Regions from separate parts of the Mus musculus genome. Here region 1 is linked to region 2. Evidence: chromatin loops called from intact Hi-C (ENCODE). Cell type or tissue: heart. All regions are shown on one strand. Links, peaks and the distances in the headings refer to the core of each region. The heading gives the core; the rest is flanking DNA.

Region 1 (15,872 bases), core at 3,211-11,210, 150 kb after region 2:
CCCCACCCTAAATTAAAGCCCCATTTTAACCTAACTATCTCTTAAAAGCCCATATCTGTAAATATTGTTTTTTGAGGTACTGGGGGTTAGGACCTCAATATGCATTAGCTTGGGGGGGTCACATAATTCAGCCATTAAACACCATAGTTCTCTTACACAGCCATGATACACACTGGTAAACAAACACCCACCTCCCAGAAATCAGTGCCCTCAAGGCTGGAGTCAGGAATCTGCACTTCCCCAGCACACAACAGACCGACCATCAGCTGCACAGGCACTAATTTCCTGACAGACAGATGCCTCCCTCAGTCCTCAGGGAAATCCGTGGAATCACTCTGTGACTATGGTCCAGGAGGACAAGGAAGAATCTGCAGAGGTCTAAGGAAGTCATCTAAACTGTATTCTCTTGAGGGCCCGACTTCTGAAAGAATGCCTTCATTTGCATTTTCATGTATATTTTTCAGTATCTAGACTCTAATGTTCGTGTTATATATGATAATTCATGACACGGTACTTTCATTTGCATCTCATAAGCACTTTTTTCCCTCCCTACCTGAAAGGGCATTTTAAAATTTAAAAGTGAAGCCTTTCCCCCACCAAGTTCTAAAACTGGTGAAGACATCTTCAGTAGGTTGTATCCCCTGTCTCAGAATATTCCAAGTTTCTTTTTCAGCGGAAGATGGTACCCATTACCATGCCACTGTTAGCCAATGAAATGCAGGTCATGGATGCGAGGTGCATCCCTGTGGGGCAGCTTCACACCGTCTTTCCTTTCCCTCGCCATGGTTTAGATAGCAGCTGCTCCCTCAGAGCAGGCCTCAGAGTGAAGACAAAGCGGAGCAGCACCACAGCCGGACTGCTGATGGGTGAGAGAGAGGCGTGAATGACATGTCAGCTGCTGGTGTAAGCCACAGAGGTCCTCAGGGTCACTTGTTCCTGGAGCAGGGCCATAATTTCCCTGATGGCTATGCCACGGTAACATACCATTTCTTTCACCAAAGTCAGCGAAAGGTAGATCTCTGGGACTCTCCCTGACTTTTAATGAGAGCCGCTAAGGAAGTGCACGCCGGCCAGTAGGTGGATGTCACTTGCCATCTGCATGACTTGCTTCCACACGCCTCTGTGCTCCTCACCTGCTACACAAGCCTGCTTCACTGACCTCATAGCCTGGCTTTTCTAATCCAACAAGGAGGGTCAAACAGCAAGTGGCTATTGTGTTTGTACTCAAAGGGCAGTCACTAAACTACTGAACAAATGGATAAAAAGTTATTACATTATTATCAACAGATAAAAGATCTGCCCATTCTTTTACTTAAGAGGAGGTGTTGTTATTTCATATTTTTCTCTCTTTGTCCTTCCTCCTTCTTCATTGTTTTCTTTATAACCCCAATAATAATTACAGCTATTGGCCCAGGATGTAGCTCAATGGTAGAGAATATTTTTAGGTACATTATACCATATGTTCAATTTCCAGATCCCAAGTTTCCTAAAAGGAAGGAAAAAAAACTGTAACAACTGTAGCTATTATTTATCGACCTTCATTCAAGGAGGAACCAAAATCCTCGGAGCCTTGAAGGCAAAGTCTGGCCACCAGAAGGGAAGAAGAAGGGATTCGATCATTTATACCCAGTGAAAATCTCCTTTCTGGTGACTGTGATTGTCCTGTGGACCATCTTAATTATAGGTTAATGGTAGTTGTGGGGATCATAACAAAATCACTATTCATGTTTATTATTGAATGTCCGTAATGAGCTGTGTCTTGCACGCACTGTTATTTATGGGCTAAGTGCAATTATGATGATGATGATGACATTTTGTCACTAGAAAAATGAAGATTTAGAGAGATTCAGGGGAGCCTGATGGCTATCCACCTTCCATTCATGCAGCAAACAGTAAATACTATCGAATGCTTCCTGTAATTCAGGTAGTACCGCTGACATAAGTGGCTGCTAAAACTGCTCAGGTAATGACCCTTCTCACAGAGCTTATGTTCTAGTGAGAGAGGAAAAACAAGGGACAGGAAACTAATAGACAAGATGATTTCAGGAAGTGACTAATGCTCTAAGAAAAATAAAACAGGATGACTGATAATTGTAGGAGTTACTTTTCTCTTGTTGTGAGGAAAAAAACCACTATGAACAAAGCAACTTACAAAAGAAACAGTGAAATTGAGTTTTATGGTTTCAAGGGTGAGTCCAAGATGGCTCAGCTGGTAGGTATAGCTGGCTGAGAGATCTCATCTTGCTGTAAGCAGGAGGCAGAGAACACACTGGGAGTAGTATTAGTCTTTTGAAACATCAAAGCCTGACCCTGGTGACACACTTCCTTCAGCAAGGCTAAATCTCCTAATCCTTCCCAAACAGCCACCAACTAAGAACCAAATGTTCACTGCCACAATAATAATAAACAGGGACAGGGACAATCACAGACAATGGAGGAGGGATGAGGGAGACATAAAGAATGTGAAGTCAACTGGGATGGTTTGAACAAAAATGTCCCTATAGACTCAGATGTTTGAATACTTGGTGCCCTAGGTTGGTGGCACTGTTTGGGTAGGCTTAGGAGGTGTGGCCTCTCTGGAAGAAGTGTGTCACTGAGGCAGGGGCAGGGTGGAATGCTGAGATTTCAAAGCCACAAGCCATTTCAAGTTTGTGCCCTCTGCTTTCTGTGTGTGGTTGGAGATAGGCCCTCTCAGCTGTTATTGCATCCATGTTTGGCACCTGCTGCCACGACTCCGTGTCATAGGATTCTTAACCCCTTGGAACTGTAAGCCCAAGGACACTCTCTTTTATAAATTGCCTTGTCCGTGGAGTCTTATCACAGCAATAGAAAAGTAGCTCACACAGTGAAGTGCAACTACTTAGTGAACCAACAAATGCCAAGGTCCGAAGGGGAAGGACCTTGATATTTTCACCCCAGTAACTGAGCTAGAATGTAAATCTGGGTTATCTGGGGTTTACTTCCTTTGTAGTTATTGAGATATATGTTTTACATACTGTAAAGGCTGCCTATTTAAATATAAGCTTAGTGTTCTAAAAGTATTGTCACAGATGGGTATGTTCATTGCAACTACTCAATCCAAGAATATTTCTGGTACCCCTGAAGAAGTCTTGGTTTCATCAGTGTCATCTCTCATTGCCGATCCCCTACCCTCGGGGAACCACTAATCTATTTTCTGCCTCTCTGCATTTGAATATGTTACATGAATGGATCCTGATGTGAGATCTTTTGTGGCCACTTTCTTTCATTTAGCATGCTGTTCCCACTTGAAGCACTTATCCATGTATGTCTTTACATGGTTGTAACAGATTTTGTTTATCCATTCTTCAATTTGTAAACATGAGTCGTTTTCACCTCTGTCCACTACACAGACACTGTTAGGAGCACTCATGTACAAGTATCTGTTTGGATAAGCATTTTCATGTCTCTTGGTATAGATGTTTGTAGGAAAGAACTGCCCAGTGGCTGTGTACCTCAGTACTTTGAGGAACGACCATGGAGTATCCACACTCGTTGTTCGGTTCTACATGCTCAGTAGCATTATATGACAATGATCTCTTTATATCCTCACCAACAGCAGGGATTACCATGGACATTTTTGTGGGTGTGAAGATTGTGTCGGGATTTTGACTTGTGCTTTCCTAGTTACTAATGGTGCTGAGCAATTCCATGCATAAGGGCCACTGTATTCATTTTTCTGATAAATGTTTATTCAGATTTCCTGTTGATGTTTAAATTTTTTTATAATAGAGTTTTGATAGGCTTATGGACTTTGGATATAAGGTTCTTGTCAGGTGTCTGAAAAGGCTTATCTTCCATTCTGTAATTACCCTTTTCTTTGTACTCTCCTCCTCCCCCTCCCCCTCCTCTTCCTCTTCTTCATCCTCTTCTTCTTTGAATTCCAAAGCAACATTAAAACAATTTAATTATTCTACTACTAGGCTAGTGGACTTCTACACAGCAGTCTTATACACAGCATTATTGATGTACTATGTGTTAAAACAAAGAGAAATTTTTGTGTTGTATTTTTTTTACTTATTTTATATCTCGATTGCATCTTCCCCTCCCTCCTCTCCTCCCAGTTCCTTTCTCCCATCTCCCACCCCTCATCCTCCAGTCAGTGCTCCCTTTCTCCTCAGAAAAGGGGAGTCCTCCCATGGATATCAGCCTGCCCTTTTATTTTCTTGATGGTGTCCTTTGAAACACAAACATTATTATTATTATTATTATTATTATTATTATTATTATTATTATTATTATTATTATTAAGTATACATGTGGAGTACACCATGGTGCACATATGGAGACCAGAGGACAACTTTTGGGAATCAGGTTTCTTTGTCCACTCTGGGTTCTGAAGACTGAAGTGAGGTCAACTGAGCTGTCTCACTGGCCCGTGAAACAGAAAAGCTTTTACATTTAAAACCCAATTGGTCAGGCTAGAGAGATGGCTCAGTGGTTAAGAGCACTGACTGTTCTTCCAGAAGTCCTGAATTCAGTTCCCAGCAACCACATGGTGGCTCACAACCATCTGTAATGGGATTCAATGCCCTCCTCTGGTGTGTCTGAAGACAGTGACAGTGTACTCACATACATAAAATAAATAAATAAATCTTTTAAAACAATTAGTGTTAATTTTGACACTTTTGTTTTGGTGATATAGCTTAGATTCCCTTGCACCTCTGTTCCCTCTAGGGAGATATTTATTTATCTGCGTGTGGATTGAGCACAGGCCTTCCCACATCCTAGACACGTGGTCTACCACTGAGCTATATCTCCATTCCAGAAGAATTTTAAGGGTTTTCTTTTTTTGCCAAGTATTATAGCATACACCATAATCTTAGCAGTCAGAAGGCAGAGGCAGGAGGATCGCCATAAGTTCAGAGCCAATCTGTTCTATATAACAGTTCCAAATCAGCTAGGCTACACAGTAAGACACTGTATTAAAAAAAAATAGAAAAAAAAAAGAAATGTAGTTTTAATTATTACATTTAGGTCAGTGATTCATCTTGACTTGGTATTTTATGAATTTTTAAATTAGAGTACAAAACAATGAGTTTCACTGTGACATCTCCATACACATACACTGTATCCACCTGGATGAGGTGGGAGGAGTACGGTGCTGAAGAGAGTCAACTTCACTCTTTTGCACATAGATACTTGGCTGGCCCAGCACCATTTTTTGAATAGGGTATTTTTAGCTGGGCCTATGCTACAAGTCCTGTAATCCCAGCTAATTGGGAGGCTGAGGCTGGAGCACTGCAAGTTCAAGGCCAACCCAAGCTACAGAATGAGTTCAAAGTCAGCACCGATAATTTAGTAAGGCCCCATGTCCAAATAAAATGTGAAAACCGAGGGACAAGGATGTAGCTCAGTAGTAGGGTGCTTACTCAGCACACATGAGGTTCAAACCCCAGCACCAAAGCCAAACAACAACGAACATAGTTCTTTCTCTCCTATCAAGTTTCCTTTGGTGCCTTGTCTGGAGTTGACCGTAATATGTGGTTTATTCCTATACCATCAATTCTTTGCTGGTCTCCGTAGGAAGATTACTGTAGGTTTTGAAGCTGGGAAATACTTGTCTTCCACCTTCGATCTTTTTCATGGTTGTGTTGCCTCTTCTGGGCTTTCCATGTGACTTTTATAACCAGCCAGTCAAGCTCTGCAAAAGAAAAGATGTTGAGATTTTGATAGGAGCTGCATTGGATGTCATTGTCAGCTTATAAAAACACAGTCAATATTACGCACTTATTTTTTTACCTTAACACACTTCTGAACTTGATGTGTTATTAATTATGGTTCGTTACTGCTTCCTCCCTGAGGCACTGTGTTAGACACTAAAGAAAAAGCAAGGCTGTTCTAAGATGCTTATGACATAGGTTAAACTTACGGATACGCGGAAGTCATGTTAGGAGCAAACAAGGAAGTTGGTAACTGCTAAATGCATGTTACAGAAAGTTGGAATTCTGAAAAGACGCTTCAGGGATGGAGAAGCCTGGAGGGGGAGGGGAAGAGTCAAAGGCTTGCTCCCCGCCTGCGCGCCTTCCTTCCTGTCTGCCTCCTTTTTCTCCTCTTGTTTCCTCGCTCTACTTGCACCTGCCCAATTTCTTTGAAAACTGGTAGAATATAACCAGAGATGGCTGCTGTTTCTCAAACCTGGCTGGTCATCAGAATTTCTTGGAAAGCCCTTTAAAATCTAGATGCCAGTCTCCCGTTGCAGAGCTGCTGTGTCATGCTCCCAGGTGCTGGGTCACAGAAGGACAACTGCATTAGCATTTTGATCTCATTTTCTGCCCGAGTTGGGAATTTCTGGGGTATGGTTATAATTATATCCACATGTGGCTCGGCATCGATCCTCACCCCACTGTACCTCTGATTCTTTTCAGGATAGTCTCGCGTCCAGAAGGTCACAAGGGCACCTGGAGGGCATCGTGAGTGAACCTCTATGGCTTCTCCACTATTGAAAGCACACATTTCTAACAGGGTTCGTTGGTGTACATGTTTATGGAGATGGCCACTACATAAAACAGATGCTTATTGTTCATAAGTAAGAAGTTTATGAACTGTATAAGAACCTTTTGCTATTCTGGCCATGTTTCTCTGAGTCACTTGCAGGATATATATCCATTATCCAGGATTTATGAGGGTTTTTTGTTTTTGTTTTTGGACAGAAATCTGCTTGCTTCTGCTTCCCAAATGCTATGATGAAAGGTGTGTGCCCCAACTCCTGACCTTTTAAATTTTTTAAAAATTGATTTACTTATGAATCTTGAGTGCTCTATTTGAATATACCTGAATGCCAGAAGAGGGCATCAGATCCCATTATAGATGGTTGTGAGCCACCTTGTGGTTGCTGGGAGTTGAACCCAGGTCTTCTGGAAGAGCAGCCAGAGCTCTTAAGTGCTGAGCCATCTCTTCAGCTCTTAATGTTTTTTAAATAAACTAAGTATCTGGTTTCCAAAGTCGTTTGCATCTCAGCTTTTCCAGAAGTAACTGATCTTTTAAAGATACTTTTAACTACACAGAATATTAGCTTGCAGTGTTAAGCATGCATATAAGCAGTATACATATTTTTCTACAGCCCCTTTTCTCACCATGATGCCTTTGAGATTTATGCATGTGACACTAATAGAACTAATCTGTTCTTAAGAACATGTTAATATTATACCATGGAGTACCAAAATAATACTATCCTGCTGTATGACTGTTTTCCACTCTAGGCTCCCAGAAGTAGAAATTCATTATGTCAATAGTTTTGGTGGTGGTGGTTATTTTTGTTTGTTTTTTTTTTTTTTTAGATTTCAGTTCTTCGTGCCACCCACATCCTTGAGTATGTCTCCTGAGACACATATGGGAGTCTGTCTGGGGTATAGATTAGGATGGAAATTGCCCCAAATTGATATGTACCTTTGACTTTACCAGGTTGCTTTAGAGGCTATTCTGCACAGTAGTAGCTTAACCATATTTTTCCCCCTCTCTCATCAATGATTTATGAGAGTGTCTCTTGCTCCACGCTGAGAACCAATGCCACCAAGTCTGTAAAGTCATCAGGCTGGAGAGATTGCTTAGTGGGCAAAGAACCTTGCTGGTGAGCCTGACACCCTGAGTTCCATGTCCCAGACCCACACAGTGAGAGAAGACTTCCTCATGTTGTCCTCTAATCACCACACCTGTGCTAAGGCCCACATCCGCTACATGAATACATGTAATTATTAGGAAATAAACATCTACCTGGGGCTCTCATAGATTCTAATAGCATAGCTTAAGAGGAAAATTGGAAACAGGTTTCAGATGTTTGATGGGTGGAGATCCTCTCTCCCCCACATGTGTGTATGTACAACAGCCTAACGCATTGACACGTGGGTGTTAGTTAACTGTATGTCACTGTGACTACATGCCTGACAGTGTCCGTTTAAGGGAGGGGAGATTTACGCTGGTTCATGGTTTCAGGCACTATGGCCCGTTATGGAAGGGAGACCGTGGCATTGCTGTTGGTTGGGCTTTGGCAGATTATTCACATTCTGGCTGGCCAGGAAGCAGAGAGCTTAATAGGAAAGGGGGCTGGGTTTTAACCTTCAAAACTCCACCCTCAAAGACTCACCTCTGCCAGTTATAGCTCCTGCCACACAGTTTGACAATCTTCCAAAACAGCGCCACCAGCTGGCACCAAGTGCTAGCACATGAACCATGAGAGAGTTCATACTGAACTGCCTACAGACACATCTATGTTGGCTGTGCTTAGATCATCAAGAAAGGTCTGCAAACCTTGCAGATACATATTTTTGTTTGGTTGGGGTTTTGTTTGTTTTGTTGTTGGTTTTGTTTTGTTTTTGAGACAAGGTGATATAGAAATTGCAATCCTCCTGCCTCAGCCATTCAAGAGCTAGAATTATGGACCACCACACCCACCCAGCACTGGAGATGCATTTGAAAGACAGCAGGATGTGATTTGCCAGTCCATAGGGTGGAACTTAAAGCCCTACCTTTGCCAGTTACACTGACAGGAGGTGGTTGGTCCCTTTCTCGATGCTTAGGACAGGGTACCCTTTAGAGCCGCCTGGCAGCCTGCTGGGCGGTGTCACTGTGTGGCTTTTTCAAAGCCCAGAGGAATCTGAGACGCAAGTGAGAGGAACGATGCGTGAAAACAAAAGGCAGTGGAAAGAGTGACCAGCCAGCAGGCTCCGGCAGGCTAGAACGCTCTGTCCTTGTTATTGCTGCTTCATGAAAATGCCGCGGGCCTTCTGGCAGGGTCTACAAGGTAGAAGCTTCCTGGGAAAACAAAGACCAGGGATGCGGACCTGGAGGTTGGGGTTCTAGTTTCCCACTTCCCTATGGATGCTCCACAGAGAGGTCAGAGACCCCAGCGCCCCCTGTGTCTGCTGACCTTTCTTCTGTCCTGGCTGCTTTCCCGAGAGGTTTTTCCCTCCCACTCACAAGCAGCGAGCTCTGGTCTCAGAGGCCTAGCAGGACTCAACTGGAAGAGAGGCTGGGTGGTGCCTGCTGTCGGTAGAGAGATCTAAAGGTCAGCAGAGGGGAAGCAGCCGGGCCCTCCATCCTGGCCAAGGCGCGTTTGTCACAAAGCAATGACTCTGCTTGAGATGTCCTCATTCCCCCTGTTTCCTTCTGAGCTCGGAAGGACTGGCTACTGCCACACTAAGGCAGCCTCTCTTCAATCTTCAAGAAACCAGGAAAGGGAAGAGCCCGAGTTTCTACTCCTTGGAAGAATTCTGGATTCACCAGAAGTCATCCTTCACATTCCCTCTTCAGAGTCTCCTTTCTTTGATCTATAAAATACCAGATTGCAAAGAAGGGACTTAGTCCACATTCTCCTTTTGTCTTAAAAAGTGGCTGTGAGGACAGCGGTAAAAATAGACCTTTGCGGATACAATAGGACTGAGTAGGGTGTGGTTCGCTGGCAGCTGCACAAGCCCTTGTTTCTTTTGGTCTTGGAATGTTCCAGACTTTGCCTCTGCCTGGTGAAATCCTAAAACACTAGCTTCAAAGTGGCTCCTTGGGAGTGAGACTCCTGTCTCTAGAGTCAGCCATTCCCTTCTTTCTGATCCCCTAGCACTTCACTCTTACAAAAGGCATACATTGGAGCTGTGGAGGGGGGGTCTCAGGAAGACCCCCCTCCTTTCTCTAGACCCTCTCTCTCCTCTCTCTGTCTGTCTGTCTGTCTCTCTGTCTCTCTCTTTCTCTCTCTCCCTCCCTCCTTTTCAGTACTACATGGTGGAAAGGGATTGAGGAAGACCCCCGACATCCTTCTGCATACATATACATATACACACAAATGTATACACACACATGCACACAAGCATATATAACATCATATTTTGTTATAATTGCTTATTTGGGATTATGCCTTATTGCTTTTCCTCAGCATCTATAGACTGTATTTTAGCATCATAGTTCCTTAATAGGTGTTTATCATATGAGTCAAGGTTTCTTGGCACTTGTATTTCTGTCTCAAGTGTTTATTTTGTCTGTTTGACTGCGTGCTTGCTGATTTTTTTTTCAGTGCTGTGGACAGGTATTCCTGTCCACACTCAGGAATTCAAACACACTAAACAAGTAGTCTACCATTGCATACCCCCTCTATCCCTGCCTCTGTTTCTCAATTAGCCCTGGCCTCTTCTTCCTTAGGGTGAAATGCTGGCCGTTTCAGTTCAATGTAGAATACAGGGTTTGCTAAAATGAAATGTAATTTCTTTCCTAAGGAATTGTTCTAGTAGGAATGTGTTTCAGATAGATCACTTCTGCTACAGGTACAGGAACTGTTTTCAGGAAACATTGCCACCATTACCTCCGAGAGGCAAGTTAGTGGTTGTTATTTTCCATTTACAGATGGGCAATTGGAAGTTTTCCTTTTCATTTACCAATCACTCTGCTTAAAGAAGTATGTGAGGAGTGTTGAGGGTTCCCAAGGTGTGAGAGACGGCTCTGAAGAAGGTTATCCTCCTCTCTGAAAGAAAAGACATTTGCACATGAAGGCAGCTGTGATTTGGGAGCCGTGATGTGAGGTGTGTGAATGGTCCCAGCAGAACTTCCAAATGGAATATAAAAGGTAGGTCAAAGAGTGTCCAGCCAGCAGGAGTGTGGCCATCACTGTGCCGTTTGAGGTGGATAGATTCTGTGCTGTTTGGTGTCCATTTGGCCTCTGTTGGTTTCTTGTGACTGCTGTAACAAATTAGCACAAACTGGCTGACTTAAAACAACAGAATTTTATTTTTCTTCCAGTTCTAGAGGCCACCAGTCTAAAATGAAGGTTTGGGCAGGGTCAAAGTCTCTTGAGGCTTGGAGGGGGCAGGGATAATCGGTCTCCTGTTTCTTCCAGTTAGTGATAGCCTCAGGCTTTCTTTGGTTCCTGGCCACTCCAGTCTAATCTGTTTCTGTGGTCACATGGACTCCTCCAACGTTGTAAACCTCCCCCTGCTACTCCCTGTAGGAATGTGTGTGACTGAACTAAGGTCCCACCCAGATTGTGGGCTAAGCCTCCCCTCTCATGACCCTCAACTGAAATCACGACTTTTGCCATGGAATGCAGTAAGTACCATTGGGTTCTGGAATCAGGCTGTGCACATTTACTAGGGGACAGGGAAGACTATATTCTTCTCTGCCCTGGGCTGTAGTTGATAATCTGTTACCCCCATGCTATGTCACCTGGCTTCCTTTGTCCTCTGGCTAACCCTTGGGCTTTCGAATGGGAGACATTAGTAAATCTCAGAGAGGAGGAGGAAGAGGCAGTGAGGCTCCCGTCTTTAGCAGGGTGCTCTCATGATCACTAGCAGTGATAGCCATGTTCTGCCATACTTCCTGTTCTTTCTGGGACTCTGTTCCCTTTTCTCTTCATCCCTGGCTTCTACTAACACGATTCTGCTAGTGCCTAGCACCCTAACTACCCATAACTCTGCCTATGCCCTGTAGATATGTCCTAACCACCTGATTTTCAAAGCCTCAGTTGATTATGACTTCAGGTTCCTGCCATGATCTGGGCTGATAAAAATCTCAAGAGGCAATGCCATTGTTTCAACAGAGCTAAACTCAGGGGACCACAAGCTATGCTGAAACAGCATGAAGTGCTGTTTCTATATCCTGCTGGTGTCTTGCTGTCATGACTCTTACCTCTGCTGGCCTTGCTCCATGGTGCTTCTTATTTTATTTTATATTTTATTTCATTCTTCCACCCATGCCATCTGCTGCCGCCCTGGTGTCTGCCACCGTTGACCGTGGCTGTCATCTTCCATGTGCCATTTATTTATTTATTTATTTATTTATTTATTTATTTATTTGGTTTTTCGAGGGTTTCTCTGTATAGTCCTGGCTGTGCTGGAACTCACTCTGTAGACCAGGCTGACCTTGAACTCAGAAATTCGCCTGCCTCTGCCTCCCAAGTGCTGGGATTAAAGGCGTGTGCCACCATTCCCGGCCTTCCATGTGCCATTTAGTTCAGTGCTGATGCCCTCTAGTTTTATTTCACACCCTGTCCCTTAAAGGGGCCCAGCTGGGTCAACAGTTATTGTCCCAGCATCATCAAAGAGTAGATTTAGAAGGATGAGAAGTTACTAAAGGTTTTTAAACATGGGGAGCAAGATAAAATCCATCTTAGGACTACTTACAGCCGGGCGTGGTGGCGCACGCCTTTAATCCCAGCACTCGGGAGGCAGAGACAGGCAGATTTCTGAGTTTGAGGCCAGCCTGGTCTACATAGTGAGTTCCAGGACAGCCAGGGCTACACAGAGAAACCCTGTCTCCAAAAAAAACCAGGACTACTTACTTGATGGCAGGAGTCAGTGTGGAAACAAAGAGAAAAGTTAAAAAACAATTATAATAGTCCGAGTGAGAATGTGGGGGTCCAAACCTGGCAAAGGGAAGGCTCCTGTGAGACACTCAGGAAATGAGGCATGCAGGAGCAAGCCAGTTATGAGTTCCCAGCTCTGAATTCCTTTTAGCACCAAGGTCTCATTCAATAGTTTTACTTTGTTTTCAAACAAACTTCACATTTTAAGGGAAATATGCAAATACCGCTCGGCGTGCTGATACTGACAGCATGATTTTTAAGATTTATTTTTATCTTTGTGTGTATGTATATATGTATGACATCATTATCAGCTATTATCTCTTGGAACACACTCAAGCGAATCCAAGAAGCGGTGGTCCTATGAAGAGAAATTGAACTTGAATATTTTATTTAGTTTATGTTTTCTAGAAAAACAGAACCCAAACTGAGACATTAAGCCAATGTTTTATTTAGGAGATGAGATCCTGGGGCAGCGGCGAGTTGAGAGGAAAAGGGAAGCAGAAGAAGACAAGGTCTGCCAGAGAGACAGACGGTATGCCTGCACAAGGGGCTTTGCACAATAGTACCTTGCTACAGGATGAAGCCATGCCTCAGATAAGGTCTTGGGAGGAGGAATGACAAGGAATTCACCTTCTCGGGGCCTTCCCCTTTCCTGTTTCCCAGTGGTCCACGTTCACTCCATTAGAAATCACTTTTCTCACATGCTGGGTCATGTCACCTGTTCCCACTGTTAGCTTCCTCACCAGCTACAACCAACTCGCTGTAGCACAGCCTTTAACCTTGGTTGAAGAGTACAGAGAAGCTAGAAACTTGCATCGGTACCTGTTGGGCCTGGTTGCTCCGTGGTAGAGGGGCAGGCGCAGGGGTAGGGTGGGGAAGCAGCTCTGGGTTGTAGGGCTATCTGGGCTACAAACAGAGGGAGTCACAGGCAGTCATGGTGAGACAGGATGGGCAACTGAGAATTTGGGAGACACTAGGAATAGACTCGGGGAGAGATGGATGGGGTAGAAAATGCCGTTGCATCTCCACAAGCACTAGAGCCTCAGAACCGGAACCACCCAGGGAAAACAGTCCTTTGAAAGCTGCAGGAGCAATAACAATTTATATCCCATATCTGATGAATCCTACACAGCGTTGACTAGTGAGGTAGGAACATGGGTTCTGGAGCCAGGCAGACTTATGCTTGTAAGTCACCCCGTGTGTGCAGTGGGCAGTTTCCTCATCTTCTCTGAGCCTCAGTTCCCCTGCCCTTTCTATGTGGATGATCAAAATAGTCAGTTCATGTTGTAGAGTTTACATGATGCTCAGTATACAGTAGATGCTAAGTAAACCCCAGATTCCATGTCCCTTTATCTTATTCTGAGATGACTGTATAACATCACCGATATTCCTTCTCCAGCCAAACTCTCCTGTGCTGCTCCTAAGTGCCTACTGAATAGCATGAGGTCTTCTAGCTTGAGTCTCTCTATTATTTTCAAGACAAGAACCTCCCTCCGGGCCCTGTGATTATGGAGTGCCACTAAAACGGGTGGCTTCCTTCAGGGGACACATTAGGCCCTAAGAAAGCAGCATGTTAACCCATCCCCATTGGTAAATCGTAGGTAGGACATACATGAAACAGCCTGTGTGTTCTTTTAACCTTTACCCTTTCAAAGTAGAAAGGTTCTTGGATACTTTAAGAAGGCACAGATAGGGGACTGGAGAGATGGCTCAGTGGTTAACAGCATTGGCTGCTGTTCCAGAGGACCCAGGTTCAGTTCCCAGTACCTATATGGCAGCTCACAACTGTCTGGAACTCCAGTTCCAGGGGATCTGGTACCCTCATGTATGCCAAACAACAAATGTACATAAAAATAAATAAATAAATAAATAAATAATGTGCAGATGAATAGAGTTGAGGTGGAACCACATAAGAAAAAAAAGCCCTTTTAAGATTTTTAAAGATTGATTTCTGAGAAGTTTAAAATATTTATTTTAAATATAAAATATTAATATATTTATAGAAACTCTGGATCTGGAAAATACAATTATAAGGATTACTTTTTAATGTATGTAAGTGCATGCCTGTGTAGGTATGTATGCCACATGTGTGCAGGTGTCCACAGAGGCCAGAGAGGGGGCCTGGATCTCTGGAGTTGTGAAACACTGTATATGGGTGGGGGGAACCCAACCTGGGTCTTCTGCAAGAGCGGCATGTGTTCTTATGCACTGAGCTACCTTTCTAGCCCTAAGACTTTGAAAAGTGATAGAGTGTGTATTACTAGTTATTAAATATCATCCAATTTTTTCTTTCAGTATCACTCCCTCCCCCATCTTATAGACAGGGTCCCACTATGTAGCCCTCCCTGGCTGACCTGGAACTCACTATGTAGACCAGGCTAACACTGAACTCACAGAGATCCACTTGCTTCTAACCCAAGTGCTTAGATTAAAGATATGCATTACCACACATGCCCAATGCAGCCTTTTAAATGACTGACAGTCATAATTTAAAATTACAATGACCTATATATTCCCTACTTTAAAATTTTTTTGTTATTAACACTATTTTTTTAGTATAATTGACAAAATTGATGCTTTTTTAACTTCTCTCTCCTAAATAGAATGAAAGAATATTTATTTTAGTTTCTGATATACCCCAGGTGCCTAGAACATTTCATTGAAACATAGCAATCCTTAATACCATAATCCTGTAATTCCAGGTAAGATTTGGGTTAAAGATTGAATGAATTAGGAGCTGGTGAGTAGTTAAGAGCATGTTCTTGCAAGGGACCTCAGTTCAGTTCCTAGCAGAAATGGCAGGCAATTAACACTTGCCTCTAACTTTGACTCCAGAAGACCTGATGCTCTCTGGCTCCCATGGGCACCTGCACACACATCATGCACAGACAGACAGACACACACAATACATACAGAATAAAACTAATTAAAAATAGTGAATGCTGTCTTCTGGTCCCTCTTCTGGTCTCTATGGACACACACAATACAACTAGTTAGAAATAATAAATATATTGAAATGGAAATGCATGTGTAACGAGGACTCATAAGATTGCATGGGTTAGTGGCATAGCTGCCATCCTCACTGTGTAAGCAGACACTGTGATAGTCTCTTAAGGGTGACACTCATCTATGCTCTCTTACAACACATTCCTTTGTTATCTGGGGAAGGGATGATCATGCTGTTTAGGAGTAAACAAAGTCAGAGTCTGCTCGGAGATTAATTTCCAAAGAGCTTTTTGACAGGTATGTGAAATGCTGAAGGTCTTCTCCCAGGTGTTCTCAGAAGCTGAATGCTCATAATCACCCTCCTACAATATTGCTTAAGAAATCGATTGGCAAACTCTTTGTTCCCCAAATATCTCTACAGTGAAACTTCAATCAAAGCATAGGTCAATTATCTGAATTAGTGACTTTGATGGACCCTTATTTAATTGCTTGTGGGCTCTGCGGCACCATGAGTTATCACTATCTGTCATGACAGGAGTTATAGCCTATCATCAGGACAGATAAAGAACTAATAACATCTATTGTAGGACAGGTAGGCAGCTATGCTCAACATATGAGGCCAGTTGCT
Region 2 (15,872 bases), core at 3,324-11,323:
TGTTTCTTTTTTTTAAAGATTTATTTATTTTATTATATGTAAGTACACTGTTGCTGTTTTCAGACACTCCGGAAGAGGGCGTCAGATCCCATCACAGATGGTTGTGATCCACCATGTGGTTGCTGGGATTTGAACTCAGGACCTTCGGAAAAACAGTCAGTGCTCGTAACTGCTGAGCCATCTCGCCAGTCCTGCTGCTATGAATGTATCTGTGTTGTCCGTTGGTCTTAGGTGACCCCTGGGAGAGGGCTGTTTAACAATCCCCAAGGTGGGCAGACCCACAAATTGAAAAACCAGTGCTCTAGAGGAAGGGGGGAAAGGGACGCTCAAGGAAGGGCCAGGAGAAGAACCCTACAACAGGCATGGCAACGGACATTCCAGGTCCCAGCATTCTCACGTCCGCTTATCCCAGAAATTAAACTTCTGTCACAAACTTAATTGACTCTGAGTTAGCTGTGTATAGCAAGCTGTTGTTTGTGCTCATAATTCTTACACTTAGGAGCCTAAGACAGAAGGAGGACTGCTGTAGGACTTAAGGGTGGCTTGGGCTACATAAGTGAGTTCCAGAGACTCCCTGGCTAAAGTGTGGGATCCTGGCTCAAATCAAAATAAAATCTAAAGATTCATATAAAGAACTGCATCTCCGTGCCCAGTGTCAAACACAAGAAAAAGCGACTGTAGATCTCAGTAGCACGTCTTTTCAACATGATAAACAAATTCATGCCTACAGCTCTATCTATGAAAGCCTAAAATCAGTCACGTGTGTGTGAAATCAGCTCTTAAGAGTCTAAGTTTCAGTATTTCCTAAGAGCAGTTACAAAATATACTATTTCAAGATAAACCTAAATCTCGTGCAGAGTGGAGCCAGTCTGGAGGCTGCAGACCGCTATGGCCCACACGAATTCATCAAACACACTCCGGAAGAAGCAACATGCCTAACTTCCAGAAATCTGATTTAAACGTGTTAGTGATTATCAAAGCCATCTAAAAGTATAAGCACTGACTCTGACAAAGCAGAACTATGAAAAAAGTCTGACATGAGCTAAATAACAGGACGTGGTGACAGTCACAGAAAACGAAAGCTCACAGCCATTATTTCCTCACAGAGAAGCCTGTGCTGCTATAATTAGTCCGGTTAATAAGTCTTTAAGTAAAGTGTTTAAAAATCTTGAAGGATCCCATCACTGCCACCGGTCCTTCCTCCCTGTAGATCCCATTTGGTTTCTCTCTCCGATGAGGCTGTACCGACTTCCAATGGAAACCACTTCCTTCCACTGAACTCTCCCTGCTTACCTCAGCTTATGTCAGACCCTGACTCACCTGGTCATCATTTGGAAGGTCTCCAGAGCTCCTGTCCTCTTAGAAGCCATATGAGAGCACCAGCATAGAGTCCCAAGTACACTGTGATGTCTGCTTTAAGACCGTTATCCCTGACTGACCCCTCGCTTCTGCCCACGGGCTGCTAGGAGCCACAGAACTGCTGCTGTGCCCACAGCCTGTTCATGACTGCGCTCCGGCTTCCTATGCATCCTGCACATACCACATCTCGTTCCTGAGCACATGCTCTTCCCTGCGTCCCCTGTTCTCGGAGGACTTCTGTGTCATTGCTATCACTGTCTTATACAGACCCAAAGCTATATAACCTCAACTAGAAATACACTCTGTGTGCTAGACCCACTGTTTTTCAGTGAGCCCCAGCACTGCACTGCCACTCGATCTTAAAAGGCAATTTGCTGGACAGGAGTTGACTCCGTGGTTAAGAGCACTGCCCATTCCTCCAAAGGATGGAGGTCCGATTTCCAGCACCCACGTGGTGGCTCACAATCATCTGTAACTCCAGTTGCAAGGCACACTCTGGCTTCTGACACCCTCTTCTGGCTTCCTCAGGAACTGTGTATACTGACAAACATGCAGGAAAAATACCCACACATGTTAAAAAAAGAAAAAAGAAAAAAAGGTGACTGGTTAGTATTTAATACATGGAAGTTTAATCAGCTGCTTACAATACTGACATTTAAAATCAGAAATATTTTTTAAAACATGATCTAAGTAGCCCCGGCTGTCCTGGAATTTGCTACTATGTAGACCAGGCTAGTCTCAAACTCACCTGCCTGTGCCTCCAAAGTGCTGGGATTTAAAGACATGGGCCACCAGACCTGGCTATTTTAATGTATCTTTACTAAGAATTCTCGGGCTACTCAGGAATATCTAATCTGAGTTTGAATAGACCCAAGGTTTTCTGAAAACGTGGAAATTTGTCAAAGAGTAATAATTACTACCATATGGCAATTTTAAAATGTCATGATGGAGAATTCAAGTAATGGTTGTGATATAATCAGGGTGTGAGGGTGTGTGTGTGTGTGTGTGTGTGTGTGTGTGTAAAATCTTCAAGGAGAAGAAAAAAAAACTACCTAATTCCATGTGTGGTCCTCTAAGCATCAGGACCAGCAATCCTGGGAATCAAGTATATATTAGTGTATTAGTGAGCCTACCCAATCCAAGGCCTTCCTAGTCAGATGGTCTGGGCAGCCAATCATGTGTGTTCTAACAAGCCCTCTGTGGTTTGGGAACCACGGGTCCAATGTAACCAACTCCACAAAGAACCGAAGCCAAACATTTCCTCATATTCAATTTTGTTTTTGAGACTGTCTCATGATGTAGGTTAGCCTTGAACTTGTGAGCCTCCTGCCAGCCAGAATGGTCATTGGAAACACACCCAGCCTCCTTAAATTCTTCGATGAACCTTGGTCATTTACTGTCAACAGTTCTCTGAAAGCCAAGGTTCTTTAACGCTGCACCTGAATCCATTTAGTTCTATGAGCTCTCATAGGCAAAATGCATCTTGATTCTGTTACCAATCTAACAGCATCACTAGATATGTAGACACAGGCAAATATAAAGTTATTTATGCTGAGTAATTTATATTGAAAACCTAAAAAAGCAGCCTACACATGACTGACCTCTGAACACATCAAGTATCAAAGGCTTCCTTTCATTTGTTTAGCTAGGTTCAATTCTGTTGCTCTCAGTAGTGTTTGGTTTTGTTTCTAAGGCAACAGCAGGAATTGCTGGAACACTTGGTTGACAGTTTGAGGAGCTCACACTTATTTATGTGTTATTATTTGTACCCCTCAAACAGATTCCGCCAGGCGTGGTGATGCACACCCTCGATCCCAACACTCCAGAGGCAAAGGCAGACCAGTCTGGTTTACACAGTGAGATCCACGGGGCTCACAGTCAGACCCTGTAGAGAGATTCACTCCAGAATTATTTTAAAATAGGCCACAAAAATAGGCAGAAATTCCTTAAGAAAAAGGTTGCCTGCCCCCGCCTCAGTTCACATTTCACATAGGAATAATCATGCCTTTTGATTTTGTTTCGAGGGACAGGTTTGTATTTCCTTGTGTTGCACTTATTTTATAGTAAAATTAGTTTTCACTGTGGGGCATAGTGAATGACAGGCCCTGACATCAGGAATTCTAGAAGCCATGGGAAAAAAAAAATGCAGGCTGAAACCTCAGGCACACATCACAGCATCAAGTGGGCCCATCTGCTACACAAGATGGAGAGTGGACTTCTGTACCATCTTCTGCAGACACTACCGCGTGCACGGCAGCTGCACTGTCATGCAGCCCCAGCAGACTGGCTCACATGTAAGGATGTCGGGATTTTCCACCTTCGAGCTCGTTTTAAATGTGTTTGGCATATCCTAGGCCTTCTTAATAAAAATATCCCCTAGTAGTTACTTACGTAAAAAAACACTTGCTTCTGCTTCTACCTTAAATATCCACTTGGAGAAGTTTCCAAGGTTCTAGCACAAGACTGAGGCTTAGAGATTATAAAATGAAGGGTTCATTCCCACTCTTATGCTGAAATTGTTTTCTCAATGTCATGCCAGGATGGTATTTTCACTCTTCTTTTCAGAATTATTAACATATACTTATTTATATATTTTTTTTCATGAGCCAAATAACCAAAGCTCTTCAATGCATGGAATTTTACTTTCTTCACCACACAATCAGAATAAATCCTCGCTTTTCTCCGTGTGCATACAGTCTCCTCCTAACCTGTACACCCCATCTCATGACTTCACTTTTACTCTGTCATCAAACAAGGGTAAGGGCTACGGGAAAGAAATCAAGGTCACGCTTGACCAGAATGCCTTGGAACAACCGTGGCGTCAAGAATGACGTGAGAACTGTGTCCTCTGTCTTTTCTTCTGCTCTTCAACCTGCACTCTGGGCCTGAAATGATGTGATGGGCTTACTCAATAAATATCTGAGCGCTTCTGATGCGAAGCACTGTGCTAAGCACCGGAGACGTATCCGTCAGCAAGATACATCCTGCCTGTCTCCTTACAGCACACTAAAACACAAAACAAAACACCACCTTATTCAGCTTGTGAGGCAGTCGTTTGGTTTATGCTCCAATTACTCCCCTCCATTTGTAAATAATTACTCATCATTATAGCTATCCTCAACTTCTTCACTCTGCTCCTGAAAGGGAGACCATGAGACCACATACAGTATAAGACCAGCTTATGTAATAACACAGATGTTCTCTAGCTGAAGGCCTCATTCAGGTCAGAAAAAAAAAAGTGTCACCAGCAAGTACCTAGGATCTAGAAATGAGAAGCACTCGTGCCAATGCCCTAGAATCAACAAGACTTCTCTTTTAAAGGTACACTGCCTTCGCTCCAATGTCTGCTTGTTCCATGTTTAGACTCTAAGAGAAGCAAGCCCTCCATGCTGTCCCTTAAGGAGCCACTAGTGGCTATCTACCCACATTTGCAGCAACTCCAACTTCAGTTTCTGCGTCACACAAGCCACCTTTTAACATGAAGAGGCTTGAGGTCCCCAATCTCGTAACATACTGCAAATCAAAAGATTAAAAAAAAAATCTCATCTTCATCTCAGAAAGCCTCACAGGGCTGAGGGGCTCTCACGTAGCTCTGTATACCCCATCTGAAAATTACAGTGTAATGATATCTGACCAAGCATTTGTGCTTTAAAAAAAAAAGCACAGCCGCTGGTAATGCCCATCATTTCTTTCCAAATAAGGGGGAAGTGGCAACGGGAGGGAGCTACTTGCCCAGTGTGTTATCAGTAAGAAAACGCAGTATCCACTCAGCCAAAAAAAAAAAAAAAAAAAAAAAGAACTGGAAAACAAATGAAAAACATTGGTTGTTATTGTTTCGCAAACAAGCATTAGTGGGGCCATAATCTGTATCTCTCACCAAAGGGTGTGTGCTCTTCACCTTACCACTCGGACCAGATGTGGGAAGGGTGCTTCCGAATGAATGTGGGTGAGGGAGGCAAAGAGAATTCAATGGTGACCAATGGAAAGAACTTAGTGCTGGTGTGTACCACTGATATACTTTTTACTTTTTTAAATCATTCCTAACGTTGAAGAGCAGTTGTTTTGGTTTGGTTTGGTTTTTTGTGACAAATACAGTATGATGATCTGTGTCTGACAAAATGAGCCAAGGATGTGCGAAAGGCTACAGGACATTTTTTAAAAAGGTGGGGCTGGAGAGATGGCTCAGCAGTTAAGAGCACCAGCAACTCTTCCCGAGGCCCTGAGTTCAATTCCCAGCACCTACATGGTAGCTAACAACTGTCTTTAACTACAGCCCCATGGGATCTGATGCTCTCTTCTGGTGTGCAGATGTGCATATGCAGACCAAACACCACATATATAAATAAGGTTTTTAAGAACAAGTTCTTCAAGAAGAGGAGGTAACCAAGAAGCAGAAAGGCCATCTTAACAGAGCTATTCGAGAACCCCCCAAGCCCTCGGTTCTTAACCTGGGGACCTCAACCCTTTTGGGGATCACCCTTTCACAGGGGTAGGCTAAAACCATTGATAAACATAGACACATATTGCATTTCATAACAGCAAAATTACAGTTATGCCATAGAAATGAAAATAATTTTATGGTTAGGGGTCACAGCATGAGGAACTATATTAAGGTGTCGCAGCATTAGGAAAGTTGAGCCCACCAGTACCTAAACAGCCTGACAATGCTTAAGAAAAAGGTGTCACTTGTGGTGAGGGCACCAGGATCGACGGGAAGAGCACAGCATGTGGCTGGACAATTAATTATTCCAGACCAGCAACGTTCACATTTATGATGTGCTGGCCTGGGTGGGTCTTCAAGATCGTCGGCTCACCAAACTGCAAGGAATGTGAACACTAACCTTTAAACCCTGGTCTCAAATATACTTACCTGTGCCCACTGTGCAGCGAATGCTATTTGGTGGCAGTCATTAGTATGCATATTCAGAGCTCTTTAGGCCACAGAAGACAACAATGATAATGCAAATAGTCACAAGATTGTTAGAATTAGAACTCTGGAGAGAAACTTGAGTTTAATGTGTTATTTGGTATCACCCGAAGGTATCAACAACCACATTTTCCAAACAAGTACCGGAACCCCCACATCTTAAGGTTCCCATCAAGATCACATGAGAAACAAAACCAAGGAGGAATAAGGGACGTTTGTTTAAAAAAAAAAAAAAAGGCAAAGCTTCTATAATCCAGTGTGTGTGCTTCCTCCAAAATTTTCACGACAGAACTTCTCAGACACTGTACCCAATGGGGGCACTTTGTCCACATCCAAACTATGGCCCATCATGTCGTCCTTACTTATTGAGCATAGATGGAACACAGACGCACCCTCTGGACTCTTCTTCAGTTTACACGTATGTTAAATGACAACGAGCATGAAGATACTATGTATGAGGGGATCCACCTGTTAACTTCAAATTGCTAAAATCCCCCCCCCCCACAGTAAATACTAGAATCAGTAGCCTGAAGGCACTAGTGAATTTACCAAAAGGTGGTTCTCCTTTCAAACAAGGGAACCTTTCCAGATAAAGCTGTAACAACAGAAATCCATGTACAGAAATTCGGGCCCTCGGGCTAGTATGCACTATTCCTAAACTGTTCGCAAAGGTGAAAGGTCTCTCAAGCAACCCGGAGTAATGGTTTCAAATATGAACTCTGGGGCCTGCTCCCATGAGCTCCCGTCAGGGAGTCCTCAAGCTCCACCTCTGCCAGAACCTCCTGTACTTCCATTCCCCCAAAAGTAAAAACTGTTACTCCTCCAGGTTGTCGCCATGTTTGCGCAGTCATCCTGTCTGGCACATAGAGGCCCCATTTAGTGAGAGACCGACATGTTAACTATTGGGGCTATTTTTCATTCTTCGATGCGTAAATACAGATGACTCAACATCTAGCCTACCAAGCTGGCTACCTATCAGTTTTTATTCTTACTGCGTCACAATTACTGGAGAAGAAGGAGGTGAAGAAAATGGCCCTCAGTCCAGACTCTATTTGGATTTCAGTTCCCTAGCTATGAGAGTGGGTATCGGGATTAATTCTAAAGCTCTGGGGTTGATTACACCGTGCAGCCTGGATGAAGAGCTAGATGTAGGTACTTCTGTGTCCACTGATATAACATAACACACCTGGGAGGACGGTCTGCTCGATCCCTCTGTTGAGTCTCCGGCCCGGAGGGGATGGGGTGGGGGGGACAGCCGACTGGCAGGGATGCTGTGACGACGAACCCAAATACTGCTCCAGGGGAACAACTGCGACCAGCCCCACAAGACTGTACCTCGCGGTAGTTTTCGAACTGTTCAGGGTCTGCGACCCTCCCCCGTGTCCCGGTCGCCGGCGCCCAGCCACCTCGCGGCCGCGGCACGTGACTCGACACGCGCCAGCTGCACGCGGGCTCCATCAAAACAAAAACAGAGGAGGCGGGACGGGCGGGGACGCGCGCTCGCCCGCTCGCGCGCGCTCTCGCCACCGCAGCTCGTCCGCCACGATCGCGCGCCTCCGCCCGGCCGGGGGCGGGAGGGCAGAGGGCACCACCCTGTTTACCGCCCGGGCTCGAGCCCTGAGCCGGAAACGGTCTCCCGGGAGCGGGCGCGTGAGTGCGCACCCACCCGCGGCGCGGCTCTGCGTGGGCAGTGAGCAAAGGGCCACGGCGGCTGCGTGTCACCCCCGTCACGACTCTTGCTACGCACTTCGCCCCCAGCCTTCAGCTCGCGAGCTGCCGCGGACCCCTCACGTGGCCGCCTCCTCCCTGACACGCCGTGCCGAGCAAGCCGTGGCTGCGGACCCAGGCGCTCCGGAGTCTTGTCCCCACCCCGCCTCGGACGTCACCCGCCTCGGACCACCCAACCCACACCTTCCGCCCCGGGCGCGCGCGGGAGGGGGTAGATAGCTCCAAGCTGTCAGAAGCCTACAGTGTGTGCCACATGACGAAGCTCGCCCTCGTCCTCGACACTCACGCAGCAGCTTCGCTGCGAGCTGAAACAGACATATTGGGGGGGGGGGACCTGTCTTGATTTTTCTCTTGGTTTTAAAAGCAACCCCCCCCATACATAAGCGTTAGACTTAGCTCTACCTACGCACTCGCTTTGCCTCCCCCATGGTCTCCTACCAAATCCAAGCGACTTACCAAATCCAAATGCCCACCCTACACACCTGCTAGGTAACCTGCCTTCTGGAACCTCAAAGCCCCACCCATCCCGCCTGTGGGGGCAACCTGTGGTGGGGGGGAGTGAGGCAACACGATTAGGTAGTGATAGAGAGGGGGGACATACAACCCCCCATCTCCAGAGCAAGAGGACGCATCCTGCTTCCCTCCGCCAAAATAATAGCCGAAGTCAAAGCTCCGGCTTCCCAGGGGCTGCCTCTCCCCCCACCTTCCCCCTAGAACCAAAACGTCGCGTCCCTCCCAACCGCTCGCCCCCAGCCCTTACTTCTTGTTGACGGCCGAGGTGGGGGGGCGTGGGAGCCATGCATGAGTTGCCTCTAGGTTCGGGATGTTGGTCTCCTCTGAGTGAAGAGGTGGGATCTCGAAATGGAAACAGTCCTCCCTCCCCCCCCCCAACCCCCCCCCGCCGGTCCCTCCCCTCCTCCTCCTCCTCTTCGTCTGTTTACCTCAAGTTTGAATTTTATCTGCGCAACATTAGCTGGAATGCGGACATTGAAAAAAAAAAAAAAAACCACTCGCTCTCAACCCGGCAGCAGCTCCGGAGGAGCCATGTGGCATCAAGCCACCGCAAAGGGGAAAAAAAAGTGCTCTTAGCAACACAAACATGGCGAAATAGCTCCGACATGCCCGTTTCACGCAGCAACCCTACCTTCCTTCGCTCACCCGCCGAGCATCCTGGCCCGCTGCCTCAGGCCCCTTGTGGGGGACCGTAAGGGGGCCCCGGGGACTGCGAGGGTGGACGTCAAGAGAGTCCACCGGGAAAATAGCACAGATGACGCGCCAACCCATCTGCCTCACCGAGAGTGCGGGGACGCTTTTTCCACCCCCAAGGTGGGAGTTGAGCACCAAATCCTGTCCCCAAGTCCTGCTGGACCCGTTTTCCCCACCCTAAAGAACTTACCTTGAGGCTGAACACTACACCGCTTTGCTCTCTTTTCTGGTTCCTTCCTCTGGAGTGAGGAGGAAAATGATGCGCACGTAGATTCCGAGAGCGTATTCTTCTAGAATTTTCCCATGATGGTTGGTGGGGAGCGATGGGGACTCTGAGACAGGTGCGGGGCTGCCGGCTAAAAGTTGCTCAGCGCACCACGGTGGGCGACAGGGTCCCCGGAGCGGGCGGAGGACCCCCACTCTCTGTCCCTGGCGTCGCCCACTTGTCACGCCAGGCTGCTGCGTGCGCTCGGCTGCAGAGGAGGTGGCGTAGTTTCTCTTTCTCCCACCTCTTCTCACTTGTTTTGTAGCCGTGGGCTCCCCTAATGCTTTCCTCTCCACAATGTTGTTTCATTATATCATGTCCATCATGTGACACCGGAGAGGCCTCTCTATGGAAACTTAAAGGGGCTCCCACGTGACTGCAGCAGCAACAACAGCAGCAGGACCGCCGGCGGCGGCGGCGGCAGCATTTGTACCACCACCCACCAGGAGCCCCTCGAAGCATCCCGAAGGGGCTTGTGGCGCTGCGAAAGCCCAGATAAGGGAGCCACTGCATCCGGGAGCTATGGCGTCGGTGCGTGCGTGGAGCCAGTGCTCATTACACAGCAAGCGGAACAGGAGCGTCCTTAAATCCTTTCCTGCAGTCACCAAGCCCACGCTCTGTTAAAATGACATTTCGTGGTTCCTACTTTATTTTCCCCCAAGAGCTGTGAGTTCCCTATCAGGCCTGATTAAATTTTACAAAGTCAAAAAGAAAAGCCAGATTTGCCCTCTCAGTGAGCTCACTCGCAGATCGTTGGTAGAACAGAAATGCCCAGAAAATAACAACCAGAACCGGGCATTTGGTCCATAATTACCATCACTACCAGTTTCGGAGCTTTCTGGAATTACATTCCTCCGGTAACTGTTGATGATGCTCTCAAGAGGCAAAATGCAAGGCAGTTTTTCTCTTCCGCGGCTATATTAGGGCTTTGTTGCTGACAACAGTAAAAACTTGTTTGTGTCAGGAAGTGAGGTATGAAGCCATGACCTGTAAGGTACAGACAAAACCAAAGTGGCAGTTTGGGCACTACTTTTCTGACCACATTCTTCCAAATGGTGACAAGATGACTGCCATAAAATGCGTGCTTGGTTGGAAATAAGATGATCAGGGAAACATGCTTATCCCTTAATCATACTGTGCATGCTACACACTAGAAATTATATATACATATATATGCGTGTGTGTGGACAGAGCGCAAACGTGCATTTTCCTGATATTCCAAACCACCAATTCTGTCCCCACTGCTAGCATTTAACTTAAGTATTAGCGTTTAAAGGCTTATTCGTGTCTAGTGATGTATGGAAACTAAGTTTGAAGTCCTTAGTCTTAATGACTTGCAATGTATGTGTGTGCAAGGTGTGTGGGGGGGGGGGTCTACTTCGAATCGCAATTCTCTGTCTCTACATTTTTATGTACCATGGAAAAACATCCTATAAGTAAAATCTATGATTAAATTGCTATTTTTCTGTTGGTTCACACTTTTCCGTCTTTATAAGGAAAACGGGGTTGGCAGAATTGTGGAAAAAGGATAAGAAAACACTAACTCAGTAACTGAGGAGTGGGATGGGAGAGGACCAACATTCCGGCCTGGCCTTGATTATCCGTCTCTCTCCATCACTTATGAATGCATTAGGTCTCCCTCTAATTCTAACACCCATCCTTATGGCCTTCTAACCTCAAGTCTAATTCTTTCATCCTTTTAACCCTCTTTTGCCTGGACCGCCCAGCTCAGGCTCTTTGCTTATGTACCCAGCTCAGGCCTTCCCAAATACTTAACCCCACCACCACCAGCAGCAGCAGCAGCAGGAAGAAGCAGCTGGTTCTCTTCTCAGCAACCTTACCCCCTTACCTCTCTTTGACCTCCTTTAATCTCCTCCACAGCCTGGCCCTTGACTTCACAGATTCCTCTTACCTTTCTTCACCTGAAATGGCCTGCCCTTTACTGGGGTCTCCTTTACCCCTCCTCTCTGGTCCCATCCCTTCTGCGGGCGAACCCCAGCATTCCTCCACGGCTCGGCCTGGTCAGCTTGAACCACATTTTGTCGGCTTGCCCTGGGCAAAGAGGGAGTTTATGGTGGAAAGTGGGTCCAAGACTACCCCTGGGTTAGACCCCTGCCTTGCCCCATCCGCTCCTCCCAAGCCCTGGTTGCGGCGCTTCCTGGGCGGATGGTTTGGACTTGCTGCTGCAGCTGCGGTTCTGCTGTGTCATGCAAGAAGGAGGCGGCGGCGGCGGCCGGAGCTGGAGGGGGAGGAGGGGAGGAACCTGATCCTCGGTAGCGAAGGGCTGGAGGCAAACACCGAGCTCCCCCTGAGCCGCCTGGGAGCAGGGAGGGTTCTGCTACCCTGAGGGGCCCTCCCCGCGGGGCAGAGGGTAAGTGGGGAGGCGCAGGTGGTCGCCTTGGGAAGGGAGCGCGCAGGGGGGTTAGGTGGGACGGCGGGACCGCTAGGAGCTACCCGAGCCCCAAGGAGTCAAGTGTCCGACTAATAGGAGCCCAGGCTATAGAAGAGTTGGTCTGCCAGTAGCAGCAAGAACTATTTGCCTAATGACAGTTGTCCTTAGCCACACGGTGGGTGGAGTTGTAGATCCCGAACTCAGGACCCATCTAAAGGCAATGATTCACGGTTGCAGGAACTTAATCCCAGCAGCCCTGGCGCTGTAGGACACCCTTGAAATGAAAAGGCCAACACACCCCAGGTTCCTCTAGCCTTTCTGGACTTTCTGGGTTGTCTTCTTCAAATCTAGGGGAAAGGCTGGGAAACTGGCCCAACCCCACTTTAGCCACAAAAATAACGCTCTTGGCCGGTGGCCCTAGACAAGCAGCCTCTGGTGCAATTAAACAATCAATAGGAAAAAGCCCACCCTCCTCCCTTCTTCACCAGCTCCTTCCACCAAGGTAATTCATGGGGCTTAAAGGAGAAAGAAAATGTGGTATATGTTGCCCTATCCAAGCTGTCAGTCAGTCTGCCACTACACAAATGGCCACCTGTACACTCCAGGGTTCACCCTGCCTTCAGAGGGATGCTTGTGAGAGACACAACAATACTGCTCCAGGTAGCAAGAGGAGACCACCTTAAACTCCCGACAATTTCACCTCCATTGCCCCTTCTCCCCCCTCCCCCGCCCCCCAGGGGAATTGGAAACCTAGACTTGAGAGCAATGAACTGTAGAGACAGGCTGGGCACATAGGAACACTGCTCTTTCACCTGCCCGCAGTTCTCAGGACAGCAATTATTGTTATTATTATTATTATTATTATTATTATTATTATTATCTTATGTTCCTTTCCATGTCCCTCCTGGAAATCTCAAGAAGCACTTTCTGGAACGTTTTAATGTCAGTCGTACATTTAGAAGTAGGGGTTGAGGGGATTAACGGAAAGGCTAATGACTGTCTCAAAAGCACATGCGGTTGCTAGGGAACTCATGCTCGTCCCTGCTCTCTAATCACCAGTGCGTTCCAGGGAAATCAAACTGCTCGGGGTGTTATTAAAATGAACGGCATTTGGTTGAAGGCTTCTTTGCTTATGTTGTAGCATCCTGGATTGTTATCGATTGCCTCACACCCACATACCTTGTTTTCCTAATTTGATTTCTGTATTTGCGTCACTGCCAGGGACACTCAGACTAGACCAGTCAGGTTCACTTCCTGTTTCTCAGAACTGGTTTATATTTGGTCTCTGTGCTCTAGCTGGTAAGACATTATCACGCTGATCCTCTTGGAAAGGAATCTTTGCTTTCCGTTGACAACAAATTATCCCAATTAAATGCTAATTCTCGTGGAAAACGTCATTGTAGGAGGGTTAAGGCACTACTGGGATACTTTATTAGCCATTTGAGAAAGCCATTCTTAACATGTAAAGCAAGAAAAACCCATCCCCCCTCCTGCCCCCCCCCAAAAGAAACTTCATTCCCCAGCTTTGGAACTAAAACAAACTCAAGAAGAGAAAATATTTAAATATGATGTTTCCAAAATGAAGCATACAGAAGTACACATTGAAGCTGGAGGAATCATTTGACTAAATAAGGCGTAGAATTGAATTCATTCCAGGCCCAGGAAGGACAAATAAGCGTGGGTTGGCATTGTGGCCCGGAGAGTACAAAGTGTGACTGAGAGGCTACTTTACAAATAGGAAATCCCATCACCTTGTGAACTAAATGTCTCCTTTACTGATTCCCCTATGTCCCTGATAAGGCAGCCTTGCTTTTTATATTTTTGCTTCGAGTTCCTTCCTCTTTATAACAAGAATATCACCAAGGCAATAGCAGAAAGATAAGACTATGTAAATAAGTAGGTTCTGATGGAGATAATTTGTTTGATGAAAAATAAAGCACACATGGCATTGAAGAAAGATTGGTTTCCACTTCGGTGCACAGAGGTGAGCTTAGGGCAGCCATCTTGGGTCTTTGCATGTCCGTATCCCAATGGAAGCTTCTAGAGATCTCAATGTTGATTTCAATTTTAATTTTTAGCTGTTAGATTTTTTTTTAAATGTACATTGGTGTTGTGCCTACATGCCTGTCTGTGTGAAAAGACATGTATATCTGCATAAGGGTGTCAGATCCCCTGGAACTAGAGTTACAGACAGGTGTGAGTTGCCATGTGGGCTCTGGGAATTAAATCCGGGTCCTTTGGAAGAACAGCCAGTGTTCTTAGCCACTGAACTTTCTCTCCAGCCCCTAGCCTTTAATGCCTAGCTATAAAGATTGGGAATTTGGGGTGTGGGGTGCTCATGTAAAAGGTGATTTATTGTTAATACATTGAGTTTTAATGTCAGTTGCCACATAAGTAAGATCTACCTTGTTTCCTATGCATTTCTTCTCTCTTCGTCTTGTAGTGGTATAGAAGCAACAGACTGAAAGGTGCAAGAGTTTGTGAGACTAAAGACCTCAGTTAACTCCAGATGCAATTAACCCCTAATGCCTCCATCATCAAAGTGGAGGGATGATGGAGGAAGGATATTCAAAAACAGTTATCCATTGGATCCTGATGAAGCCAAACATCTATCTGTGCACGCTTTAATTAGCAACAGATAGAAACACACCCAGTTGTAATGTAGAACCCCTCAAATTCAACACATTAAAAAGAATAGTGTGGAGAAATATGAGATTTGTGCTGGAAAGAAAAGTCCTGACTTTGAAACCCAACTCTGTTACTCAATTCATTATTGAGTGCTTGCTGTGGCCCTAGAAATACAAGGATCAATAAAACACGGCTAAGATGGCCTGCAGGATCTTCTACCGTGAGGAGGCACATGAAAACACAGTCAGTCATACAGTAGTGAGATGACATATACAGGGGAACTCAAAGGAGGTGCTTAGCTACAGAAGTGAGCAAACCAACCAGAAAAATATAATAAAGGGAGGGATATTCCAGGCCCACCCCACTCAAAGCACTGTATGTCAAGAATTTAAGATTTAAAAAGCACATTCACGGAGCTGAGCCTAGAGGATGGTGTCCAGCAAGTAAAAGATGCTCCACAAATATTTACATCACATGAATGCATAGCAGAAGTCTGGAAAGATAAGCAGGCTTCTGTGTAGTGAAAGGCTTTGTCTTTCAAAGACGTTTGGGATTACTCTAAAGCCAGTAGAAAGCTGTTGGTTAATATATATTGCGTATTTATGTGTACCCGAGTGTATGGATGTACACCACTTGAATGTAGGAGCCAGAGGAGATCAGGAGATGGTGTTAGGTATCCATGGAGCTGAAGTTACAGGCAGTTGTGAGCCACCGTGTGGGTACTGGGAACCAAACTTGGGTTAATTTAAGTTAATTCATTTTAAGGAACACTCTGACATAATCACATGGCCACTTTAGAAAGTGGCATACTTTGATAGTGACACTGTAAGCCAGGGGATTCGTTAAAAGTTTGTCTCGGAATCACAAGAAAAAAAGGGGGAGGGAGAACCTCTTAAACGAAGGCAGCAAGAAAGGAAATAGAGAGAGAGAAAGGATTCAATAAGTAAGGCAAGTGATTCTGATTATTGATTGTCTCTGCATGATTGAGAGATGGTGGGAGAATTATGATTTAGGTAAACAGGATGACAGGATGGCAGGATAGTAGGAGTATCAGTCACCAAGAGAGAGACCTTAGGAAGAAAAGTAGGCCACAGAGAGCAGGACCTTAGCTTAATTTTAAACCTACTGAGGTGAAGTGCCTGTGGGATATCAGAGCGAAGCTGGGTGCTGCTTACCAGAGGAAGCTGAGACTCAGGAGACATCTGTGTTAGCATCATCAGAGTAAGTGAGAGTCCATAGTTGTTCATGGAATCCCCCAAAAGAGAGGGTGTAGAGGACAAGAAGAGTCATAGCAACACCATTGAAAAAGGCAAGGAAGGGCAGGTGCAGGGACAGAATAGAAGGTAGAAGCAACAGGAGCTGCGGGT

What was found. A loop is a pair of places that touch in the nucleus more often than their neighbours do. Peaks named below come from ENCODE experiments on the same cell type or tissue, not always from the same donor. Only the 100,000 strongest peaks of a DNase experiment are listed, where the experiment ranks them.
Region 1: a loop joins it to region 2, with 3 times the contacts of the local background. A loop is called at or near these places in 4 of 42 quality-filtered maps.

What each region holds. Positions count from the first base shown.
Region 1 is chr6:31,361,931-31,377,802 of GRCm38, forward strand. It overlaps Mkln1os (muskelin 1, intracellular mediator containing kelch motifs, opposite strand), which reads right to left. Exons shown (of 3, transcript NR_040300.1): 3 at 4,955-5,662. It overlaps LOC115490343 (a long non-coding RNA gene), which reads left to right and starts at 6,874. Exons shown (of 2, transcript XR_003956274.1): 1 at 6,874-10,564; 2 at 12,752-15,872. In heart, for the core only: CTCF peaks have their summits at 6,808 (motif pointing right) and 8,165 (motif pointing left); DNase peaks (open chromatin) are centred at 8,691, 9,001, 9,421 and 10,911; H3K27ac peaks cover 1,431 bases.
Region 2 is chr6:31,208,664-31,224,535 of GRCm38, forward strand. It overlaps Lncpint (long non-protein coding RNA, Trp53 induced transcript), which reads right to left and starts at 9,811. Exons shown (of 4, transcript NR_110471.1): 1 at 9,411-9,811. It overlaps 2210408F21Rik (RIKEN cDNA 2210408F21 gene), which reads left to right and starts at 11,688. Exons shown (of 6, transcript NR_040262.1): 1 at 11,688-11,856. In heart, for the core only: CTCF peaks have their summits at 4,773 and 7,863; DNase peaks (open chromatin) are centred at 7,868, 8,178, 8,748, 9,758 and 2 weaker places; H3K4me3 peaks cover 3,417 bases; H3K27ac peaks cover 2,365 bases; H3K27me3 peaks cover 3,844 bases.